Regions from separate parts of the Homo sapiens genome. Here region 2 is linked to region 1. Evidence: read pairs that join two places in POLR2A ChIA-PET (ENCODE). Cell type or tissue: OCI-LY7. All regions are shown on one strand. Links, peaks and the distances in the headings refer to the core of each region. The heading gives the core; the rest is flanking DNA.

Region 1 (8,945 bases), core at 1,486-6,485:
CTTCTATCCTGAAGAAACTTACAGAATAGTGAGGGAGAGGGAGACCTGAATCCCCCAACAGCCTGCAGTGGGATGAAGGCCCATCTGAGAGACACACAGAGAGGCACAGCTGCACCGAGGAGCACCCAGCACCCCATGAACACCTTCCCTGAGAAGGTGTTGCTCCAGCCGAGCCCTACAAGGCAGCTGAATTAGGAAGGGGGATTTGAGCAGGAGAGACATTCTAGAGAAAAGGAAAAACATGAAGCAAAGGCAGTATGGAAGAGAATTGTGTCTTCTGGGAACTATAAACACTTTAGCTGGACTGGAGTGAAGAATAAGACAATGAGATGCAGCCATTACAGCTGAGCAAAATCCTAAAGATGTCTCCAGTAATATCTCCCATCCCACATGCTCTTCTACAATGGGAGCTTGCCACCCTCCCCCATCTAGAGGCGGGGTTACATCCCCTCCACTTGAATCTGAGCAGGTTTATGACTGCTTTACAAATGCAGCAGAAGGAAGCGATGCTATGTGACTGCTGAAGCTAGGTCAAACGAAGCACTTTTCTGACTCTTGGAACACTGAACCGCCAGCTGAGAAGTCCAGCTGGCCTGAGGCCACCGTGCTGGTACTCAGGCCACCAGGCTACAAGGAGAGGTCGCAGGTGGGTGCTCAGGTCAACAGCCCCAGCTGAGATCCCAGCCGACAGCCAGCATCAACTCCAGATGTGAGTGATGACACTTCCAGATCATTCCAGCTCCCAGCTATTAAGCCGCCCCCAGCTTGGGAGTTTCCAGCAGAGACTCCAGACTCTGTGGAGCACAGGCAAGCCGTCCTCATTGTGTCCTGTCTGCATCCCGACTCACAGAATCCATGAGCATGATAAAATGGCTGACATTTGGGAGTGGTTTGTTACCTAGTAATAGTAACCACAACGCCAACACCGCAGATTTTTTTACTTTATTTTCAGTTAGTAGAGAAGCATTGAAGGATTTTCAGGCGGAGTGTGGTGTCATCAGGTTTTGTGTTCAGACGGAGGGGCAGGAACAGGTGGGTCCTGTGTGAAATGAGAAGACCATCTGGCCAGTGGTTTCTGTATCTCAGGCCTATGGATACTCTCAGATGAATCCAGGGCATCACCTTCCTGTCACTGCTGGCCAGTTTCCCTCTAGCTCAGTGATTTGTATTTCCGGTTCCACGGTAGGATCACTCCGGAGAAGCAAAAATATCCCATTTCTTGGGTCCCACCCTAGATCAATCAAGTATGAATGTCCGAGGAGGGGGATCTGACGTTGGATTTTTTTTTTTTTTTCAGAGTCTTGCTCTATCACCCAGGCCTGTAGTGCAGTGGCGCGATCTCAGCTCGGCTCACTGCAACTTCTGCCTCCCAGATTCAAGCAATTCTCCTGCCTCAGCCTCCTGAGCAGCTGGGACTACAGGAGCCTGCCACCACACCCGGCTAATTTTTGTATTTTTAGTAGAGACAGGGTTTCACCTTTTCGGTCAGGCTGGTCTCAAACTCCTGACCTCAGGTGATCCACCTGTCACGGCCTCCCAAAGTGCTGGGATTACAGGCATGAGCCAGCATGCCCGGCCTGGCATTGGATTTTTAAAGGGTCCCTAGATAATTCTAATGTGCATCCAAGGTCGAGGATCACTGAGAAAGTTGCTCGCTGACCATACAACTCAAACTGGAGAAAGTTGTTCATACTGCAGATCTGAAACTCTGTTGAAAACTAAACTTACAAACTGCAAAAATCAATATACCCTCCTACCTTCGTAGAAAAAGAAATGTCTAGACACTGGGGGCTGGTTACTGTAACAGAACCAAAGGAAATATATCAGACCTGAGGCCATATTATGAAAAAGATGTAAGGTCTTGAGGGTAAATTGATCAAAAAGGGAACACTGAGACTCTCTCATCAGAAGGATTGTCTGTTTATGAATAGAATAGAGAGCTCCTTTCTTTCAAGCAGAGCTTGGTTTGATGCAGACCTCTTCCAATAAACCACTTTCTTTTGCTCTGACGCTGCCCCAAACCAAAATGGGCCAATTACATAATCACTGCTCACGTCTAGGAAACTGGATAAAAAAGAGAAATCCTCCCCCGTGTGCCTGTAATTGGAGGGATGTGGGAGAGACAGGACCAGGGTCATAACATTGGAAAGTAGTGGGCAAATCAGGATGGTGTAGAAAGGGACTGGACAGAGGAGAAAGAAGTCATGATGCTTGGTGACCTTGGGCAGGCCTCATGGCCTCTCTGAGCTCCAATTTCCTCATTCATATAAGAAGGTAGGATGATTTGGAGGTCTCTTCTTCAGCTTGAAACTATGATGCTGTGGTTAGGTTCCAGAAACCTGTATATTTTTCTTTCTAAGTACAGTTCTGCCCCAGACTAGCCCTGAGTCCTAATGCACAGCACCTCATTCCTCTGTTTATTAACAATGTGTTTCTGATGCTTTGACACCTGGGGCCTTGCTGACCCTGGAGAAACTGCCCTTCCCGGAGACAGCCAATTTCTAGAGATAATAAAGAACTTATCTGCAAGCACACTTTTGATATGCAAACAAAACATTCCAGAGCTCACACCCCAACCACCTGCTTTATCAGGCTCTCGCCTTCTGGGCCATCATCCACCTGCTCTCATCACCCAGGGTCAGGTACCAGATGGCTGGGGACAACCTGTGTGACCCAGAGCCTGCTGAAATGCTGAAATGGTCAATCCTCAGCCTGCTTACCCTGCCTCACCCATTCCTTTTCCAGGGAAATCATGATAAAGCCTGTTGCCCAAGTCTTCCCCTAACCCCCTCTGCCTCCTGATCCACCCTGGTGCTTCCCCATGGGACCCTGTGTGGTGCAGCGTGCCTCCTTTTGGGAACTGTAACAATTATCTTCTCAATAGTGGTTGTCTTCTGATCTGTTGGCCGTAACATACCCGAAAAATTAAACCTATATTTAAAACACTGTGAACACAGCATTCTCACTTGTAAATCAAAGATGGGAATAGCAACCTCCCTTCCAGTGATTATGAGAGCAATCAGTGATCACGGTAACATAAATACAGTCCACTAAAGCACATGTGCTTGGAAATCACAGAGACATTTCAGATCAATACATAAAAGCACCTTTAGAAGTCCATGTATTGTGATGGGTTGATCCAGGCCCCCGTTCCCTTGACCTTAGAGCTCTGCAGATCACAAAAGAAATTGTCTGCAGTGTCACAGCTGATTGGGATAGAAATTGGGAAAGCAAATACAAAGTCCTCTGGCATGACCCAGCAATCATGGCAGTGTTGAATTGAAGAAATTGACATTAACCCCTCCAAACAAACACTCCATGCCCAATGCTACATATTCCCATCAACACAACAGTCCATTTTCCCTGAATTTGTATCATAATGGTGCACTGATATTATATAAAAGGGACCTACAGTCTCATTTCAGTCTCCCCATTTTCGTAACTTGCACAGCACGTTTAATTTCACAGCTTTTAGTTTCATGACATTCAAATACCAACAATTGATTGGGGGGAAGGGAAAGACCCATGTTTATTGGAAATATCAGTCACTGTAAAAAATCCTGAAGGAAAACTTGCCACATTGTAAAAGGTCACCAGATAAATAACTGCCTTCTGAATTGGGATGATTCCTGTTGTCATTAAGCCCCAGCAGCGATCTAATACACTTTAATACTTCCACTAAATTCTGGGAGACAACTTTGCAATCACAGTCACATAGACAATTAAAGCTAAGCAATTGGTGCCTGAGTCAGAAGGCTTTTTCTTTTTTCCCCCCATTTTTAATGCATAAGATGAAACGATACCCACTTCTCAACTCTTATCCTCCCTTTTTGGAATGATAATCATTTTACCCCTGTGAACACAATTGATTTAGGGCTTAGTTTCTCAAGCCTAACACAAGACTGGCTGGCATTAGCTTTATAGCAGATGTTTCCCATTCCAGCTCTCACATCTCCCCGCCTCCACCAACAGGGAGAACCATTGTATTCACCAAACAGTGGGATCTTCCTAAACCATCCTTCTGGTAAGTGGCTGCTGTGGACTAAATTGTGTCCCCCAAAACCCTTATGTTGAAGCCCTAACCCCTGATGTGACTGTATTGGAGACAGTGCCTATAAGGAGGTAATTAAGATTAAACGAGGTCGTAAGAGTGGGGCTGTGATTTAATAGGATGAGTGTTCTTATAAGGAGAGGCACCAGAAAACTCCTCTCTCTCTGCCATGTGTCTGCCATGCCATAGAAAGAAGGCAGCCCCTGCAAACCCAAAAGAGTGCCTTCACCAGAAACTGAACCCTACCAGACCTCAGTCCTGGACTTTCCAGCCTCCACCACAGGGAGAAAATAACTTTCTGGTGTTTAAGCCAAGCAATCTGAGATATTTTGTTGTGGCAGCCTGAGTAAGCTAATACAGTGGCCTTCTAGAGATAGCAAGAAAGAGATCTCCTCACTTCTTCACTGAGTGGGTCCTCACAGCCACAACAGACTGTGGACACATTTTGGCCAGCAGAGATGCAGGACATTTCCTGCTACAGAGAGGGAGGTAGTCATGTTAGCCTGCAGCCACATGGGCAAAGGGAATGGATGAGGAGAGTCAAGGGCATCAGACCTCATCTAAGGACAGGGTTATGCACAAAAGCTCTTATAATTAGGCATCCTGTGCCCATGTATAAATGTCTGTCTTTTTGCAAGAGGTCTTTATATTAGAATGAGGAAGAGGGCATGTCAGCATGGTGTACGTCTAGGTTATAACAGGGGCTAACTGAAGTGGTGACAGTATTCACTTTCCCCTTGAAAGCTGGTCCTAGAATTATCTGAAAAAATGGTCAGTCAAGCTCACTGACCCATGACCCCCATGGCTGCTGCAGGTTGTTTTTCTGCTCTGCTAAGTAAAGTTAATATAGCCCAGGACTCCCTGGTAAATCCTTCCTTAAGCCATGGTGCTCAAGAAGCTCCTGAGCTAATCTGAGCCTGTAACCAAGTAGTGTACATTTACATGTTCCAGAACTGAAACCTCAGCATCACAGACATGTCTCCTGGACTTGGAGTTGAATGTTTACAAATCACAAGTGAGTTCATCGAGAAGGTTTAACTTTGTTTAGGAGAAACTCCTGGTTCTACCACACAAAGCAAAATAACTCAGGCTGTGTGTGTGTGTGTGTGTGTGTGTGTGTGTGTGTGTCCTCTTAATTGATCTCTTCCCCAGGAAAGATCCAAGATGTAGAAACCATCTTGTAGTGACCCAGCATTTTCTGAGCACCCAATCTGAGCTAGGTGTTTTATGTAATAGTTGCCAGTGTTTATTGATTATTTTGTTAAGGTAGTGAACACATTATTTAAGCCTAGCAAGAAATATATTATTATTATCCCCCATTTATAGACAAAGAAACTGGCCTTGGGGGTTTGGCAACTTATCCAGCCATAAAAAGTTAGCCAGATTAGCCTTCAACCTAGGTTCCTTTTGCTCCAAAGTCTACTTGTGGCTCTATATCTCACAGTAACCCTATGCAGTAGGGATTATAAATCTACTTCACCAACTAAATAAAGTTATTTGTTCAACATCACACAATTACTAGTAACAGAACCAAGCCTTACTCAGACCTGGACAAGCCCATGAGCACTCCATTACCCAAGGGGTTATCACATTCTGGCACACACAGAAAAGGTCTGGAACAGTGCTTCTCAAGTCTTAGTGTGCAGTACCATTTGACCCAGTGAGTCTACTCTCATCTACCCAAGTGAAATAAAAATATATGCCACAAAAAGACTTGTACACAAATGTTCTTTTACGTATTACTCATAATGGTCCTAAAATTGGGAAAAAAACCCCACAAATGCCCATCAACTAATGAACACATAAACAGAATTGATAGGGACAGAAGGCAGGGAAATTCTGGGCAGAAGAGGGCGGTCCCCAGCTAGAGTGCCATCCTCTAACCTGGAGCCACGGCCCAAAGTGGGAGCATACATTCCCACTTTTTTCCCCACTCGAATGTTGCCTTTTCCAAAACCATCCATGGCCAACCTGCTCCCCATCCTGTGCCCATAAGAACCCCAGGCTCCACTGGCAGAGGAAAAGAAGAGAAGAGGAGAAGCAGCAGAACATCAGAGACTACGGTTGGATGTCAAAGAGCAGCAGCTTGATTTAGAGGGACAGCTTGATGGCGTTGCTTAGGAGTCTGGGGACAGCCGAACTCCAGGGGAAGATTATCTTCTCACTCCATCCCTTTTTCAGCTCCCCTTCCATCTGAGAGCCACTTTGGTCAGCAATAAAATCCTTGGCATTTACCATCTCCAATTTGTTCATGCAACTTCATTCCTCCTGGATGCCAGAAAAGAACTGGGGTGCAGGTGCAAAAGGCTGCCAGACTAACCCTCCACTGAGCTGTTAACACTTAAGCCATCCGTGGACAGCAAAGCTAAAAGAGCACTGACTGTAACACTCTTTCTGGGTCTTCAGGGTTGTGGGCACCCCCCTAGGTGTTACTGGGGTGGGGAGGGCTGCACACAGTTTTGTTCCTGCCGGTGCCCAAAAGTGCTCACCCTGGCTCCTGCACCCACTCACCAGCATTCCCCTTCCTGTGAGGAGTAGAACACAGCAGGACCAAGCAAGTGGAGTCCGCCCCTGTTGGCACCTAAGCAGCGGCTAGTTCTAGCACCTGTGCACTCCAGTTCCCACCACAAAGGAGTCAGGGAGATTTCCTGCTTCGGAATGCGATATAATCATAACAATGGAATGTTATTTGGCAATAGAAAGAAATGAAGTACTGGTATCTGTACAGCATGGACAAACCACAAAAAGCATAACATTAAAGAGGCAAGACACAAGGGATCACATATTGTATAGCTCCACTTATCTGATAAATTTATAAGAGACAGTGGATCAGGGGTTGCCTGGGAAAGAGATGGGAAGGAACCAGATTGACAGTAAAGGGAATGAGGGATCTTATTGGGGTAATATTATAGAAGTGTTTTAAAACTGATTTATAGTGATGGTTGTACAACTTGGTAATTTCACTAAAAATTATTGAATTGTACACTTGAAATGGGTAAGTTACATATGTAAAATATGCCCAAATAAAGTTGTAAAACAATTTTTAAGGTGCAATTGAATCATCTTAGCGTCTTGTTAAAATGCAAACTGAGTAGTAGGTACTATGGTTTGAATATGGGATTTTTTGGCCCCACCAGGTCTCATGTTGAAATTCTATCCCCATTGTTGGAGCCTTATGGCAGATCCTTTATGAATGGCTTGGTGCCATTCATAAAGGGATTGAGTTTTCACCTTTGGTTCCTGAGAGAATTGGTGTTGAAAAGAGCCTGGCACCTCCTCCTCTTTTCTTGGTCTACTCTCCACGTGCTGTCTGCACGCAGCCCCCCTTCACCTTCTGCCATGAGTGGAAGCAGCCCAAGGCCCCACCAGAAGCCAAGCAGGTGCCAGTGCCATGCTTCTTATACAGCCTGCAAAACTGTGAGCCGAATACACCTCTTTTCTTTACAAATTGCCCAGCATCAGGTATTCTTTTCTAACAACGCAAATGGACTAAGACGGTAGGTTTGGGGCAAGGCCTAAGATTTGCATTTCCAGTAAACTCAAAGGTGAAGTTGATGCTGTTGATCCAGAGACTACATTCTGAGTAGCGAGGAGACAGATGTCCCAAATTCCTACTTCTCCAATTCAACTAACCCCAGACAAGTCACTCCCTCACTTGGGCTTCATTTATGAAGATGTAGCATCCTCAATCATCTCATTCTGAATACTTCATTGGCCTTGAACCATGTCATGAATGCAGCAAATCCTAAATGAAAAATTTGTATTTCTCCCCTCCTTTTCTTTGTTTGCCTAAGCCAGCATGTGAAACTTTAGCACGTCAAGCTCACCCAAGAAGCTGTTTAATATGCAGATTCCCTGACCCCCCGCCGCCCCCCACCCCCAAGACATTCTGAATCTGTAAGCCATCACTACGAAAACTGCCTTTTTAACAAGCACTTCAGGTAACTCTTATGCAGGTGATTTAAAAATTGTCTTTTGTGCACTGTTAATCTAAATGAGCACAGATCAATAGAAATATGATGGAAGCTCATATGTTATTTTAAATATTCCAGTAGCCACATTTTAAAAAGTAAAAAGAAACAGGTGAAATGAGCTTTTATAATATATCTTATTTAACCCATTAAAACCAATATGTTATCATTTTAACATGTAATCAATATAAAAATATCGAGATAATTTATGTATTTTTTTGGTAGTAAGTCTTTGAAATCTGGTGTGTATTTCAAATTTATCACACATCTCAATTCAGACTAACCATATTTCAAGCACTCAGTTTTGGTCACCGACCCAAGACCTGTTGGATCATAAACTCTGGGTATGGCCCAGTAAGCTGTATTCGAGTAAGCTCTCCAGGTGATTCTCGTATTCACTTGAGCTTGAGAACCACTGATCTATGCTATTGTTTCTTGAACTTGACTGCACGTTGGAATCACCTGGGAAACTTAAAAAAAAAATGCTTATGCATGAGTCCGAGTCCCAGAAATCAAGATTTCTTTAAAAAGGCCTTCCAGATGATTCTAATATGCACCAAAGTTCAAAAGCTGCTGCTCACTGTCTCTTAAAGATGCCTACCTTATTATCTTCAGCTCCGAGAAGTTACTGGGCTCCTTTCATCATTTTCTGTGATGTATCATGCTCTGCTCACCAGTCCCCCCAAGTCCACATTTCTTGTTTATTCCACTTTGAGTTTTTAGAAAAAAAGTAATCATCTAAACCACTACTGCAATTCCCTTCCTAAAAGGGAAATCTCTGAAAAATCTGCATCCTTCAGCTTCTCCCCGATGATTGCTAGTCCCCACCTGCTTGACCCACTCAGCAATTCTCACCCCTTACTCCATCTCCCCATAGCCCCCACGGACCCTGATTCATCTTCCGGGAGCATCAACCCAATAAC
Region 2 (8,945 bases), core at 2,255-7,254, 74 kb before region 1:
AGGGTCTTGACAAAAATATGAAAGTTTATTTAACCATAGCTTTGTGGATCTCTGAAAGTTACTGGTTGAATACACAGTTCGTTTCTGTCATCTTGGAAGTTTGATTTACCTGGCATTACCTTTAATATCAAGTTCTTAAAAAATCTTTTTTTTTTCCAAAGAGTCTTGAATATTGAAGTACCAAAATTCTGTGAAATGCTTTTTGGGTCACTGATGATTTTTTCCTGGCTTTGAATTTAGTGAAGATTTTGGAGTTTTCACCAATTGTTACCACTTATATTGCATACTAATGTATTGGCTCTATTTAGGGGGTATATTTTACAACTCTTTATGTCCTTGGGTAAATTATTTTGATATTTAAACATAAAGAATTTGTTTTTTTTCAAACTGTTTTATCTATAAGACATGGATTCCTTTGATTCCCAATTTATTCCTAATTTCAGAATTCTTTGCTTTTTCAGAATTTAATTGAATTTTAAACTGATTTGTTCGGTGTATTTATCTGAAATTTGACTTCACTCATTAGTTTGGCTGCTTTACTATGGTATTATGAAGCAATTTAAGTTGAAATGAGAATCTTTCTATAGAATATAAAAGTCACATTTTACCCTTTCTTCTCACTAAATAACACCTTACTATTTGGGAATTATCTGTTAGAGAGAATAACATCATTCAAATAAGTTTTCAATTAAAGCTTGCCTAGAATAATTTGAATTTTATTTATTCTAATACCTGTATCTTTTCTATCACTGCCAAGTCTTCTCGAACCAGAACGGCCTACTGAATTAACTGGTCTGTGAAATTTAATGCAAGAATAAGCAATGTTGGCAGAACATATTTAATATAGTCACTCTTTCTAACAGGCTGGATTATTGATCAGGTTAAAATGGAACCAGCTGATCTCTAATGGGTTTCTAGAGTCCCAAGGATGTTATCAATTTCTGAAATATTCATTGAATAGTCTCCCTGTGACTGGTACTCTGCTAGGTTCTAGGGGTGATATAAAATGAGTGAGACAGTTTCCCTGCTCTTAAAGACCTAACAATTTATAAAGGAGATAGACACATGCTTAAGGAACTATAATGCAAGGCAGATCATGATCAATGTTTAAATAGAAGCATAAAGTAAGTGCTATGGGAGAACAGGGGAGGCTGAAATCATTTCCACTAGTATATGTGAGGAATGGGAAGTGTCATTTGAATTGGACCTTGGTGGATGGCAGTTGTTCAATAGCCTGTGCTTTACTTTTGTGGATGTCAAGGTCATTATTAACAACATCATATTCCTAGAAAAATGGCTGTGCAGTACTTAATCAAGCTCCAACTGGGATTCTGAAATCACTGTCTGGGGAAGTGGTGATGGACCATGCATCTCAGAGTGAGCATCTGTTGTCTGAGTTGATATGTGTGGGTGGTGGGATGAGAGAATAAGGACTGTGGAGGGGATATGACAGCATCTGATCCTCTTTTGCTGCTTATACCTCCACCCTGAACATGGGGGCCTCATTTTGGGCAACAATCAGAGAAGAGCATGTGATCAGAGCTAAAAATATCATGTTTTTGAAAGATGTGTTTTCTAGGCATAGGATAAGGCACACTGGGGTCTAAGGGATAAAATGTAACAGACAGGAAATGCTTATTTTATCTCCCCACGCAGAAGCCAGAGCTATTCGTCCCTGGGGGCTCAGGTGACTGTCAGAGATCAAGTGTTGTGCCCAGCCATACAACAGGAGGAACTTCGGCTCCTGGCAGAGCAGGGTTCCGATGAAGCAGCAGTGGCTGAGGCAGGCAGATCAGTTTTGGGGTGTTGGCCTGGCAAGGTGACCAACCATTCTGGTTGTCCCAGGACTGTCCTAGGCTTAGCATTGAAAGTCTTGCCTCCTGGGAAATCGCTCCGCTTTAGGCAAACCTGGATAAGTTGGTCACCCAACTTGGGAAACAAACTGCCATTTATGATCTTGTTTTAAGGGAAAACATGCTTGAGTGTCAAGCTGCTTACAAGTGGGCATCTCAACCAGCAGTCAGCATTTACACACCTGAATATAAATGTTCAACTGCATGCTATTTTCCTAAGCAACCTTACAGTACATTATTCCCGTTAGATAATTGTAAAAGGTAATGTAAAAATATTCCCATGATGGAGAAACATCAGCTGTGAAGACATTAAAACATCTTATAATTTCTAGACCAGCCACTTTCATATTGTAACATTATAAATACATTGGTTCTATGAATGCATAAATATTTAATTTCATGGATAATTAACTCTTCATAAGAAAAATGTTTTCTGCTTGAAATCCTAAATAGCTATTTGCCTTCTAAAGTTATAAGTAAGTTTTGCAGGTTTTATTTGGTGATAAGAAATAGGGCATGAGGGAACTAACATTTATTTAGAAACTAGTATAAATTGGCCCTTTATTTACTTTAATTATTTTAATTATCACTGAAACCATGAGAGGCAGAAACACTGGCCACATTTTACAGATGAGGAAACAGGCTCAGAGAGGTGAAATGAAACAAGACAACAAACGTGGTGGTTGGCGAGGCTGGAACTTTAACCAAGGCCAGTCTGACTATATACCAATGTTCCTTGAGTTATACCTTTTTACCCACAGGTAATTTAAATCATTGTGTGACATCATGCACTATGGTCACAAGGGAGAGGCAGCACTGAGAATTGCTAAGATGTCAGAAAGACCTGGGATCCTTATTATCATGTACCAACCCTCCTTAACCTCAAAAATGCATTTCATCTAGAAGTCTAGTGTGTCTAATACTCATAACAGCTATGCTAGCTTTAAAAAAATTGATATTTACCTATTTCTTTTATCTATTAACCTTCAACCTTTAGTAGCCATTAAGTTCTAGTTGTATCTTTTGTAACACAATGTAGCTATTTGAAAAATGTAAACAAAAAGTTCTCTTAACTAGTAAATTTAGACTATTTACATTTATTATGATTACTGAATATATATGGATCTATTTCTACAACTTATTTTGTTCTTTCTCTTTGCCATGCTTTTTTTTTTTCATTTTTTTTCTTTTTCTTGCCTTCTATTGAATAAATCAAATTTCCTAATTCCACTTCATATCTCTGCTAGCTTGGATACTATATTTTCTACCTAAACAAAGTAAGGGCATTAAAATCTGTTCAATTACAATAACCCGCTCTAGACATTTTGTTTGTTTGTCCTCCCAAGCTAGAAAGGCATTTTTTTTTTAAATGTATAGTCAAGGTTTATTTATATTTACTCATGTTTACCAATGTTTTGTTGTTCGTTGTTCATTATTACTTCTTTCAATGTATTCCTTCTTTCTGGGTTCAAATTCCTTCTTCCTGGAGTATATCCTTCAGTAGTTCTTCAAGACAGGGTCTTTCAATGCTAAAATATTTTAGTCATTTCTGTAAATATATGTTTTTCACCCTGACTCTTGAATGACACTTTAGCTGCATACAGTGCTCTACATCTCCAATTTTCTGTTAACACTCTGAAGCTAGTATTTCAATGACTCCCAGCCTCCACTGTTGATCTTGAGAAGTCTGTAGTCATTCATAACTTATTTTCTATCTTTTTTTATCTTTCCACTATGGTTGCTTTTCATCTTTTCCTCTATGGTTGATTGTAAGAATTTATCTTCGTCTTGGTGGCCTGAATTTCAGGATGATGATGTGTTCAGATGTGGGATTTCTTTTTATTATCCTTGTAGAGACTTATTGTGGTTTTAAATACATGAATTTATGCCTTTTATCTATTCACAGCCACCTCTTTAAATGTTGTCTCTCTCTTACTTTCTATGTTCTTTTGTTCATCAAATTCTATTGAGTAAACTTTCTTATTCTGTGTTCCAAATCTCTTAATTTACTTCTATTTCCCATCTATTTTTTACAATCTATGCTGCATGCTGAATAATTTATTCAAATCTTTCTTCTAGTTTCTGAATTTCTCTTCAGTGGGTCCTTGAGCCCTTACTACCTCAGTGTAGTAAGTGTACCCATCTATCTTTTGTGTTCTGCTTCCCTGTGGAAACTCCATATAACTTGGATTGTGGGAATGATCCTTCAGAGCAGCTTTGTATTTATATTTGCCAAGTATGCCAGGGGAATCACCAACCATCTCATATCAATTTTTTGGCTTGGTGACTTTTGGATTATGGGGGTAATAGAAATCTAACTGCCAAACCACCATGATGTACAACTAGGGTTTCAGTTCCCTATGAAGACAACCTCCCCACTTTTATAGCACAGGCATGGACAGGCAAGCTAAGCCATGGGCATAGTTTTTTCTAGTCCATCCTTTCATTATTTGTTGTATCTGTAATAAACCGCTATTTGATGGCTATTTGTGTTTATGCTGAAAGATCAGTTCCACCTTCCCAATTCGCTTGGGCTGGAGGCCTAATTTATCACCCTCGTGTAAGCATTAAAATCTAAGTTCCTAGTTTACTTGAACTTATTCCTGGTACTATCTTAGAAAGGCTGAAGCATGAGCACAGTTGCTTAGATCTTTGATTTTTTAGTTTTAATTTTAATTTCTGGTACTGTTATTCTTTTTGTGAGCTCTATTTTACATTTTCAACATTGTATATTCTATTCAGCATTTCTAATTTGTTTGTATCATCTTAGTACTTGAATTTTACTCAACTGGATCTTACAGTCACAGATTCTCCACTCGTTACTATGTCCTGTGTGTCCACAAAATGGCAGTCATTCCTTATGTCTCCTGCATGTACACGAGACAGTTACACAACTGTATTCAGGCAAATGTATCAGTAAGGCTACCATCAAAGAGAAAGGAAGATGCACATAACTTTATACCATAAATAGTTAAGGAAACCACAGAATAGTGAGAAAATCAGCTCCTATCAAAGAAGTATGGAATAGAAGAAAGAATAGGCACTTTCTTATAACAGGAGTTATAATCATGCTCCATCACTTACTACTTGGATGATCTCAGCCAAGTCACATTCTCTGTCTCCCTTAGTTTCAGCTTCTGAAAACATGATTAATACAACCTTGCACAATTGCTAGAATTAAATGAGGAAATGAATAAGATACTTGACAAAATACCTGGCATATAGTGAGTGCTCACTAAATTCTTGTTCTCTCCCTCCACTAAGACATAGCAAATAGGTGTGTATGTTGTCATACCATTAATTAGGGATGGTTTTACAAAAAGGGATTTCAATAGCTAATTTAGTTACATCATCAACCTGGCCTTTAGAAATCTGAGTCCTATGGATTCAATAGGGAAAGAAAGGACCAATAAAGATGCAAACCCTGACTTGTCCCTCACTCACGGCACCTACCACATTGATGACCTATAGCCTCTGAGTCCCAGATTGCGGGATCTCTCTAACAAAGTTGGCAATTAATATCTTTGAAAGATCTGAATGGGGTCATTGCTTTAAATTCCTGTTGCATCTGATCTTATCAAGGAGAAATGACTTTGGTATAACTGTTTACCTATGCATAACTGTAGAATGTTTCCCCATTGATGTAGCATTCATTCTCCCACATCTCAGCTACTAAAGTGTGAGGGGAGGCAGTAAGTAAGAAAGACAGCCACATCCCAGGCCACTTCTTCATAATGCCAAAATCGATGTCAGTGTTCCACAAGGATCAAGAGATAGGAGGAACTTTAAAAATAATTAACTTGTTGGAAATTGTCAAACCTTGTTCCTGGTATCAGTCCCTAGCAGCCTTTATTGGTAGTTTTTCATAACAGAATGATGAATAGTAATTACATCCTGAAAGATTACAATGCAGTTGCTCTAGAGGAACAACTTATACTAGAGAACTAAAAATTGTCTTCTACATTGTTAACATGGTATTTTCTAAGATTGGGATTTGCCAGAATGTTAAAGGTGGACTGTTTATTCATTTATAGCACAGACATTTATTTGTGGTTCATACTATATCTCGAAAAAATTTTTTGAAAGTAACTTTCCTTGGGAATAAGTTGTCATGGTCTATAGTACTGCAGGATGACTAGAGTTAACAATAATATATAGTTTCAAATTGATAGAAGGAGGATATTGAATGTTCTTAACACAAAGGAATGATAAATGTTTGAGATGATGGATATGCTAATTACCCTGATTTGATCACTATCTATTATATATATTGAAAAAGGTAACTTTTTTTATTCCAACCTTGTGGAACTTAATTTTCTTGCAAAGTAACTTTCACATTGATGGTGAGAAGAGTTAAACTTACCAATTAAATGTAACTCAATCTCCTCTGACTCATTTTAGGTATGTAATCAATTTAAATTTCAAACTCTATATCTGGATTGTTTCTCTCCTTCAAAAGTTTCCCTTCCTTTTTCCGACATATAATCTAAGTGCAAGGAGAAGCTTGGTGTTGGGGGAAGGACTTTTGACCTAAATGTTGCCCTCCAGGGACTTCTTACCCCCAAAGAAGCAGCAATTTATTGCCACTCGTGTCTGGGCAGCAGTAGCCTCTGCCCTCACTCATTATTGAAGTGCTCTTGGCTGTGATCCCTTCTCTCAGGGTGGTTCAAGCATCATGTGTCCTGTCTAACTGGGCCTTCACATTGCCTCTCATTATGCTGTTGATCCACTAATCTCTGGCTGTGAATCACATCCATCTAAGAGGTTGAACACTTACTCTCAATCCTCTGCTAGAGGGACACTGTGCCCTTCAACTGAGCACACGTGGTCCAGCCAGCACTCTGAGCTGCCTCCCCTGCCATACACACAGGAAAGCAGAGGGTATTGTCTTATCCTTTTATCCACCTAAATATTGCATGTTGCCATTTTTTTTTCTACTCTGGACACCAGTGTTGGAGAAAAGCATCCTACAAACCCCTTCCCTTTTTCTGGGTTTTCTATATTCTTACTTCTCCTCCATTCCCCATACACACTGAGCTAACCCCAAAGAGCAGCAGCATTTGAACCATAGTCTTATCATGTCTATATGTTGTTTTCTGTCTGGTAAAAGGGCCTCTACTTGTCCTTTCCACCTGTTGCCTCTATACCATATCGCCTCTTTCTTCCCACCTTCTTTGTTCTGGGCAGTAATCACCTTCCCCTTTCCTAGAGCCATAAAACAGCATTAATGGTGGAGGGGGCATTAGAAACTAAATTGCTGAGAGGAGATATGCCTAACGAGGTATTTCAATGACATCATCTCTGTTACATACTCAAGGACAAGCCAAAGTAAAACATGTAAAAACAGCGGTGGTACAGGGAAGACAGGGTGTCAAGTAACAGCTAATGGCAGAGCTCAGCTCAGCCTTGCAGCTCACGTGTTTCAGGAGAGCCTCCTGGGACCCCAGTGGCTGGTGGTGTGAGGCCCATGGGGCAGTGAGATCTTGGTCTCATTCTTGCACCGTCTCCAGTACAAGTTCTCTAGTCCTGGAGCTTTGACAAAATTTCTGTTTTAGGTAATTCTGAGATTTTTGTGTCATTGGTCACTCCAATCACCTTGCAAAGTGAAACATTAATCCAATCTTCACATTTCAGAGGTGACGAGACTGAGGACAGCAAAGTTAAGTACCTGTCCAAGAGCAGGGACTCAAATTCAATTCTTTTGACTCCACGTCCAGTGCTCTACATGATTAATGCTTCACAGGTAGAGCAATAAAATAACATGAATGAGGTGAGGAGGGGGCAGGTGGGAAGGCCCTCTCCAAAATATCTTTCTAATTAACCTGCTCCATACTTCAACACCATATGGTCCTGTTAAAAAGCAGATAACATATACCTGGGTGGGGGTAGAGGGCAGTTTATACATCATTGTTGAACATTACTAGCTTGGTGTGAATAGTTTATGAGTCCCTTTCCCAGGGACAGCCATCTGAGAGCAGATTTTAATGCACAGACACAGATAAAGCAGGACATGGGTCCTTCCCAAGGAGGGATCTTGGCTGGGGAGTGTGGGTGTTTTGGGTGGAACAACAGATAATGAGCATGAGCGAGGGCAGAGTGGAGCTGGGGAGAAGATTGAGGAAGGGGAGGTAGGAGGACTCCAGAGACAAACCAGACCTGCAGCGGCCATGGGCTATTGCTGGTGCTGGACTGAGGCATGGGTTACCTGGCCTCTGTAAGCCTCAGATCATAATCATTTCTGCCTCTCATAAGACTCAAGCAAGTTGGTGATCTGAAAGTATTCTGTAAGCACTAAAGCACCATACAAATGATAGCCATTAAGACTATTGATGTTGTTATTATTACTGAAGACCACAGGAATCATTTTGCAATATATTTTTTGATTTATTGCAAAATGTCCTTGTAATCTGTAAACTTTTTCATTTGCTGTACATTTTAAAAAGTGACAAGAGAACATGCTAGTTCAATGAGTATATAAAATTTTCTTTTTAAAAAAAAGTGAATATATTTTCCCCATTTACTTGAATAACATATTTTGAGATTGTGGTAAAAACATAATTCTGCAGCCTTTGTTCCCTGCTATTTGGCTTATGAATCTGGTGATGTGTTTAGGAGAAACAAAATGTTACCTGCATGTGACATGAGAAATTTACACGAAAGGCTAAGTACCAAAGCTAATCAATGCACCCAAAAGTTGTTGAGTTTTCAGCTCACAGGTAAGCTGAGTGGCAGGAGGAAAGGTGAAGAGCTCCCTGTAGTGGATGCTGTGGTGTGCTGCCCAGATTTCCCCCTCGGGTGTGAGGCACTCACTTCCCTAAGTCCTGGGGATGTTGACTCTCGGCTGAGTCTCCCTCTGGGAATTACCCTCAGCTGAGGACAGCTGGTTCACTCAAGGTCAAATCCCCTCTCTAGTGGCAGCCCCCACCCAAGTCTCCTCAGTGCAGAGGTATAAAGACCAAGCCCCCTTGCCCTAATTTGGGACAATTCTCCAGAATGTGAGACAAGACTGTGGGGACCTTTTCTATGACTGTATAGTAGTTCAGTTTTTCTCTCTCCAATCACAAGAGCACTCCCCAGGGAACTTCCTGACCT

The links. ChIA-PET counts read pairs that join two places held together with the same protein. Peaks named below come from ENCODE experiments on the same cell type or tissue, not always from the same donor. Only the 100,000 strongest peaks of a DNase experiment are listed, where the experiment ranks them.
Region 2: POLR2A ChIA-PET joins it to region 1 with 6 read pairs; 2 of 35 experiments call an interaction of 5 or more read pairs at or near these places.

Annotation. Positions count from the first base shown.
Region 1 is chr7:24,372,728-24,381,672 of GRCh38, forward strand. The region is part of intron 1 of LOC107986777 (a long non-coding RNA gene); the gene reads right to left. Among named protein-coding and RNA genes, the nearest start is that of NPY, 93 kb to the left of the region's middle. In OCI-LY7, for the core only: no CTCF peak of the experiment used is centred there; no DNase peak of the experiment used is centred there.
Region 2 is chr7:24,297,703-24,306,647 of GRCh38, forward strand. All of the region lies in intron 2 of LOC107986777 (a long non-coding RNA gene), which reads right to left. Among named protein-coding and RNA genes, the nearest start is that of NPY, 18 kb to the left of the region's middle. In OCI-LY7, for the core only: no CTCF peak of the experiment used is centred there; a DNase peak (open chromatin) is centred at 4,209.